Regions from separate parts of the Homo sapiens genome. Here region 1 is linked to region 2. The links are chromatin contacts, found by Hi-C in ENCODE. All regions are on one chromosome and are shown on one strand. The core of a region is the stretch at or near the end of the contact, and the rest is flanking DNA. Distances in the headings are between cores, read along the strand shown. Region 1 holds the start of CLN3 (CLN3 lysosomal/endosomal transmembrane protein, battenin). Region 2 holds the start of CDIPT (CDP-diacylglycerol--inositol 3-phosphatidyltransferase).

The links. A loop is a pair of places that touch in the nucleus more often than their neighbours do. Pooled maps may share reads with other maps.
Region 1: a pooled map shows a loop between it and region 2 (16-fold over the local background). The contact joins the promoter of CLN3 here to the promoter of CDIPT in region 2. A Hi-C loop is called at or near these places in 2 of 37 single-sample maps with no recorded cell type and 7 of 50 pooled maps.

Annotation. Positions count from the first base shown.
Region 1 is chr16:28,490,211-28,493,637 of GRCh38, reverse strand. CLN3 (CLN3 lysosomal/endosomal transmembrane protein, battenin) reads left to right here and starts at 1,564. Exons shown (of 16, transcript NM_001042432.2): 1 at 1,564-1,618; 2 at 1,803-1,924; 3 at 2,078-2,156. The coding sequence starts at 1,879. RefSeq lists enhancers at 1,354-1,553, 893-1,682.
Region 2 is chr16:29,861,577-29,865,114 of GRCh38, reverse strand. CDIPT (CDP-diacylglycerol--inositol 3-phosphatidyltransferase) reads left to right here and starts at 1,889. Exons shown (of 6, transcript NM_006319.5): 1 at 1,889-2,300; 2 at 2,395-2,529. The coding sequence starts at 2,258. It also overlaps the pseudogene CDIPTOSP. RefSeq lists an enhancer at 1,231-1,768 and silencers at 1,817-1,876, 1,887-2,196.

The DNA of each region.
Region 1 (3,427 bases), core at 315-2,814, 1.4 Mb after region 2:
CACCCAGACGAGAGGGCACATTTCCAACTGCATTCTGAAGGCCTGGTGGTGAGAAAGAGCATATAGAGGTGGCACAGCCCATAGCAGAGATGAGGCCAAGGACAAGAAGAGAATGCAGGATGCCGCTTTCCACCTAGAAGAAGGTAAGGGTATGATTCCTTATTTGGAACTACATAAAGTGACCTTGCTCTACTTCTCTTCCCCATACCCTCCTTCTCCCCTCCCCAGCCCCACTTTCCTATTCCAATTAGGGCAATTCTATGAAATCACAGCATCAGAATCTTAGGCCTTAAAATCATTTAGTCTGGCCAGGTGCAGTGGCTCACGCCTGTAGTCCTAGCACTTTGGGAAGCCAAGGCAGGTGGATTGCTTGAGCTCAGGAGTTTGAGGCCACCCTGGGCAACGTGGCAAAATCCAGTCTCTACAAAAAACACAAAAATTAGCTGGGCACAGTGGTGCGCACCTGCTGTCCCAGCTACTCGGGAGGCTGAGGTGGGAGGATCACCTGAGCCTGGGAGGTCAAGGTTGCAGCAAACCAAGATCCTGCCACTGCACTCCAGCCTGGGCAACAGAGCAAAACCCTGTCAAAAAAAAAAAAAAAATCTGGTCTAAGCACCACCTTTGATGGAGGCAGGAATCCTGCAGCAGCCTGGAGCCAACCCAATGGCTCCCTGCCTCTGGTGCTCTATTTCTTATCACCATACAGGTCTCTAAGGTCACCTTTAGGTCTAACATTGTATGAATGATTGTCAGCAACTTTCCAATTTTTTTCATATACATATATTTTTTTTATTTTATTTTTTACTTTTTCTTTTTTTGAGACAGGATCTCACTCTGTCACCCAGGCTGGAGTGCAGTGGCGTGATCATAGCTCACTGTAGCTTCAACCTCCTGGGCACAAGTGATCCTCCCACCTCAGCTTCCAAGGTACCTGTGACTACAGGAATGCGCCACCATGCCCGGCTAATTTTGTTATATATATATATATATATATTTGTACCTTGGTTTTCTCATCTGTAACACCAGGGGTTGAAGTGCTGTGATATTTTTTGGTTCTAGGATAATTTGGAAATAGGGATCTCTTAACATCTTGGATACTGCCAATAGATCATTCACGAAATCCCTTTAGATGAGTGTTATGTTTACTTAGGTCTCTAAAACAATTTGTAAGGTCAACAGATGGGGATAAGAATGACCTGAAGCTGGTCGTCTTTGTTCGCAACCAGAAACAGTCCTGCCTCAAAAAAAAAAAAAAAAAAAAGGGAGTAGGCAGGTGGCCATATTTGTTTCTGGCAAGTGAGTGCTGAAGGAAAGGAGCTGAAGCCTCCCACAGTCATAACTGGTGCTGGCAGGCTACTGTCTCGGTCTTGGGCGCCACTGATCTAAGGTCACGGCTCTGCTTGCTGCTCCCACCCGCTCCAGTTTAAAACCTGCGGTTCCAGGGTTCTCCAGCCCCTCCCTTTTTCACGCTCCGAAGCCGAGAAGGCCCAAAGCGAAGACAGAGAGGACCCGGAAGTAGGGAAAACCTCTGAGCACGTGATGGGGGAACACGCGGGTGCTGTCACGTGATCCGACAAACGGCCTCTGCATAGTGCAGAACATTCTGCTGCTCTTAAAGGTACAGGCCTCAGGGTCCCTGCTGTAGACGGGGCGGGGGAGAGTACGATGGGTGGGGCGTGGTGGGTCGTAGGGCGCTCGAGATGGAGCCCCCAGCTTCCTTGATGGATCGCGGGGCGCGAGTGCCCTAGACAAGCCGGAGCTGGGACCGGCAATCGGGCGTTGATCCTTGTCACCTGTCGCAGACCCTCATCCCTCCCGTGGGAGCCCCCTTTGGACACTCTATGACCCTGGACCCTCGGGGGACCTGAACTTGATGCGATGGGAGGCTGTGCAGGCTCGCGGCGGCGCTTTTCGGATTCCGAGGGTGAGTATTCCCGCCCACCCTCATGGAACGACCACCTCTGGCTCGCAGCCCACCTGAGGGGAATGAGAGCTGACTCGGCCCCGGGAGGACACGCAAGGAGCGGTCGTGCACCTGAGAGTAGGTGGGGGTCATGCCCTCTTCTCGCTCTCCCAGGGGAGGAGACCGTCCCGGAGCCCCGGCTCCCTCTGTTGGACCATCAGGGCGCGCATTGGAAGAACGCGGTGGGCTTCTGGTGAGTGGCCTGAGACTTCAGCGAGTGACAATGGCATGAGAAGAGGGAAGTGACCGGAGGAAAGGGGGAAGAAAGAGTTAAGCTGCGCAAAGGAGCTGAACCCACAAATATTTACTGAATCCACTGGTTTGCCCCAGGGGCAGCATGTAAAATTTCCAAACTTCACTCCTTATCACCTTCCGGATTTAGCAAGATCCTCATACCTACCACCTGTAGGATTATTTACTTTTTTCTTCCAGCCAATTCAGCCTTAACGTTTTTTAGTGCACATATTTTTAAAAAGAAAACTTTAAATCACGACTCCACTTGGAAAACCAGCGTTTTCCTAGTGAACGTTTAAATAAATGCATCACTACTAAAACTTTTTTATTTTTTTAATTTATTTTATTTTATCTTATTTTTTTTTCTTTTTGAGACAGGGTCTTGCTCTGTTTCCCAGGTTGGAATGCAGTAGTGCAATCACAGCTCCCTGCAGCCTGGAACTCCTGGGCTCAAGTGATTCTCCCACCTCAGCCTCCAAGTAGGTGTGGCTACAGGTGTGCACCACCGCATCTGCCTAATTTTTATATTTTTTTATAGAGATGGGGGTCTCACTATGGGACCTGGGCTGGTCTCAAACTCGTGGCCTCAAGTGATCCTCCTACCTCAACCTTCCAAAGTGCTGAGATTACAAGCATGAGCCACCATGCCGGGCCTGAACCTTTTTTTTTTTTTTTTTTTTTGAGACGGAGTCTCTCTCTGTCCTCCAGGCTGGAGTGCAGTGGCGCAATCTCGGCTCACTGCAAACTCCGCCTCCCAGGTTCACACCATTCTTTTGCCTCAGCCTCCGGAGTAGCTGAGACTACAGGCGCCTGCCACCACGCCCGGCTATTTTTTTGTATTTTTAGTAGAGATGGGGTTTCACCGCGTTATCCAGGATGGTCTCGATCTCCTGACCTCGTGATCCGCCCGCCTCGGCCTCCCAAAGTGCTGGGATTACAGGTGTGAGCCACCGCGCCCAGCTTTTTTTTTTTTTTTTTTTAATTTTATTTTATTTTTGAGACAGAGTCTCACTCTATCACCCAGGCTGGAGAGCAGTGGCACAATCTCGGCTCACTGAAACCTCCACCTCCAAGGTTCAAGCTATTCTCCTGTCTCAGCTCCCCGAGTAGCTGGGATTACAGGTGCGTGCCACCAGACACAGCTAATTTTTTGTATTTTTAGTAAAGACAGGATTTCACCATGTTGGTCAGGCTGGTCTAGAACTCCTGACCTTAGGTGATCCGCTTGCC
Region 2 (3,538 bases), core at 640-3,139:
AGAAGAGATGCGGCCAGGGCAGACGGGGCTAAGGGGATTCTCGGCCAGCAGTGAGGAGTGGGTACTGGGTTAGCGGGTGAGAGGGGCATTTCACAGGTCCTAGGGCTGGCTGTGAGATGGATGAGATGGGCACAGACTCCTGGAGAGTTCAGCTAGGGGTGGGAGGGGTCAGGGACTGTAACCAGGCATAGTGGGGGCAGCGGTTCTCTAGACACGGTGGTCCTGAGGCAGGGGGTTACCGCGTTTGGATATCTGAGTCGCTTGGTCTTGTGACTGCTTTTTTTTGATGGGCACAGGGTTCAAGTGGCAGCAAGCAGTGCACAAAGCCTCCTCCATGAGTTCTGCACTGATCTGGGACAGGTATTCCTCAGAACGAGATAACGAAGCCTGGGAAAGGAAAAGCCGGAGGGGTTCAGCCTGGGAGCTCCCACATGGGAGTGCTGGCTGTGGGAGTTCCCAGGCTGGGGCCTGTGGGTCCAAGGAGCTTGCTCCTGAAGGACTGGGCCTTGAGATTTAGCTAGAAAGCTCTGGACCTGGGGGAGGGGGGTTTGGTGGGGGTTTAGAGTCAGGGCCTAGTGCTGAGAGCTATGAGTCGGGGCTTCAGGACTCAGGGTTGAGGCTAGAGTCTCAGGGCCCGTGGCTCAGACCTGGCACGGGGTGCCTCTGCCTGGGAGGCTTTCACTTCATTACATTCCCACCTCTAGGGTTCCCTGCAGTGCTCACCGGACCTCCTCTCAAGGAGGGTGCAGCTTGAGATGGCCAGCTGCTCTTCTTCTCCCCCTCATTCCCCATCGGAGTGGACGCCATCCCCCTGGGAACAGTCGAAGCCTGAGTTGACCTGAGAAACCAGCCCGCTTTCCCCCAGAACCCAGTCCACCACCATTCCCCGGGCCCAGGTTTAAACAAGGCCTTTAGAGGAAACATCCCGCTGCCTCATTCCCTCTCACAAGAAAAAATAATAATAATAATAAAGGTTGCTTTATATCTTCGGGAGTGAGAGGGAACTCCCGCAACCCCCTACCCCTCACCCCTTCGCCTGGTGGGCCTCTCCTTCCTTCTTCCCTCCCAAGCACCTTCCCAAGCCGAGGCAGCCGACTTGACGCCCCAGACCTGGCAGATGGGTGGAAACCTTGGGCTACTCGGCAAAAGGAGAGACGTGGAGGCCTAAGGACCTCTGGTATAGGTCGTGGGGGATGGAGAATGGGAGATGGGGAGGAAGGCTGGAAAAGGGGGAGCCGGCTCCGTGTCGCTACCGGACGCTATAAAACCCTTGGAGTCTGCAGAGGTTCCGCAGCCTCGTTGCTAGGAGATCAGGGGTTCTAGAACTAAAGACAGAGGAATTTCCTAGCGCGCCCCGTTTGCTCCTCCAGCCTCCCCTCCGTACCCCTCCAGGTGCCTCCTTGAGGGCAGTGACCCCAAGCGCCAGACGCTTGAGAAGCTTGGGAGGATGACGTAGGGTGGAGCCTGCGACCTAATCCTCCCATCACAAGGGGCACGCGAAAAGCAACCCATCTGCAGGGCGCTCTGGAGCCTCTCTAGCCGCCTAGAGCCTGCGAGAGCAAAGGCGGCTGGAGACTTAGGGGGCGGGGAGTAAAGTGAGGACTGCACCAAATCTCCTGGCCTCTTGGGGACGCAAAGACTCAGGAGGAGGAATTTTATCGCCTTATCTTTGCCTCCAGGAAGTCATACCCTCCACAAAAGGAAAGCAGAGATTTTTATTCGGTCTTCTCTTTTACCCTTTCCTTTTCCGTTTCTAACTTTGCTTGACGTTAATGGTTCCTTCCTCCCTCTCCTCCTCTGCGCTTTGGTACGAGCCAAGGGAGAGGGGCGGAGGGAGGAAAAGGGAAAGGAAGCCGACAGGCCTTAAAGGGGCCGCAACTATTTTTTTAAGCCACTTTTTCCTCTCTCCAATTTTGCAACGACGGGCGCGGAGGAGGAGGTTCCCGGAAGCCACGCGCAGCTGGAGCAGCGGCGACCGCAGCTGGAGGCCCGGAGCGCCTGCGGGGCTGGCAGAGGCGAGGGAGGTTGCGGGTAGGAAGGGCGGACTGCGCGCGCCCCCTGCGTCCCGCGCACCTCGGGGCCGGTCCATGCTCCCGACGGCTGCGGGCTTCAGCATCTGGGGCCAGGTTGGGGCGGCGGGGTCCAGGGCGCAGGTGGTGCGGCCGATGCGCCGGGCCGGAGGCTGAGGCCGCGCTGCGGGGCTGGGACAGCACTGGCATCTCCAGAGCAGGCCCGGGGCAGCAAGGGAGGCGCCGCGATGCCAGACGAAAATATCTTCCTGTTCGTGCCCAACCTCATCGGTGAGTGCTGCCCACGGCCCCGGGCCGAACGAGAGGGCGAGGGGCCTTGGCGGGCTCCCTGATCCTGCCCTGTCTCCCCGCGTCCCGTTCCAAGGTTATGCCCGGATTGTCTTCGCCATCATTTCTTTCTACTTCATGCCCTGCTGCCCCCTCACGGCCTCCTCCTTCTACCTGCTCAGCGGCCTGCTGGACGCTTTCGATGGACACGCTGCTCGCGCTCTTAATCAAGGTGACAGACACCCCTCTCAGCCAGCCTTGGGGTTCAACAATCCCCTCCTCCCTTCCCCTGCCTCCTCGGGACCTCAGAGTCAGAGGGCTGTCATTCCCATCTCTGGAAAAAGCAGAACAGGATGGCCTGGGGCTTTTTGTTTTGTGTTTTGTTTTTTTGTTTTTGAGACAGGGTCTCGCTCTGTCACTTAGGCTGGAGTGCAGTGGCGCGATCATGGCTCACTGCAGCCCCCATCTTCTGGGCTCAAGTAATCCTCCCACCTCAGCCTCCTGACTAGCTGGGACTACAGGAGCGTGCCACCACACCCGGCTAATTTTTAAATTTTTGTAGAGACTGGGTCTTGCAGTGTCGCCCAGATTGGTCCCCAGCTCCTAGCCTCAAGCGATCCTCCTGCCTTGCTCCCAAAGTGCCGCGCCCAGCAAGAATGGACTGATTTTGTAGCAAAAGGAATTTAAGCTAGCTCTTGAGAACTCACTGCTTGTGAGAGGTGTGGATTAGCAAGACATGACATGGCGGTGGCGCTGCTGGAGGTCTCTCTGAATACAAGTCCATTCAGGCCAGGGGCGGTGGCTCACGCCTGTAATCCCAGCACTTTGGGAGGCCGAGGTGGGTGGATCACGAGTTCAGGAGTTCGAGACCAGCCTGGCCAACATGGTGAAACCCTGTCTCTACTAAAAATACAAAAATTAGCGGGCTTGGTGACGCGTGCCTGTAATCCCAGCTACTCGGGAGGCTAAGGCAGGAGAATTGCTTGAACCCGGGAGGCGGAGGTTGCAGTGAGCCAAGATTGCGCCATTGCACTCCAGCCTGGGCGACAGAGCAAGACTCTGTCTCGGAAAAAAAAAAACAAAAAACAAAAAACAGTGTATTCAACAGGTGTTTACTGGAGGCCTACTGTGTGCCCTGCATAAGCAGTTGGGGTTCCAGAAGGCATGCTTAGAGGGAGGATGGAGAGGGAAGGGTGATGGCTTCTGGAGGGTTGACTAATTTTTTAATCTGTTCTCCAGAC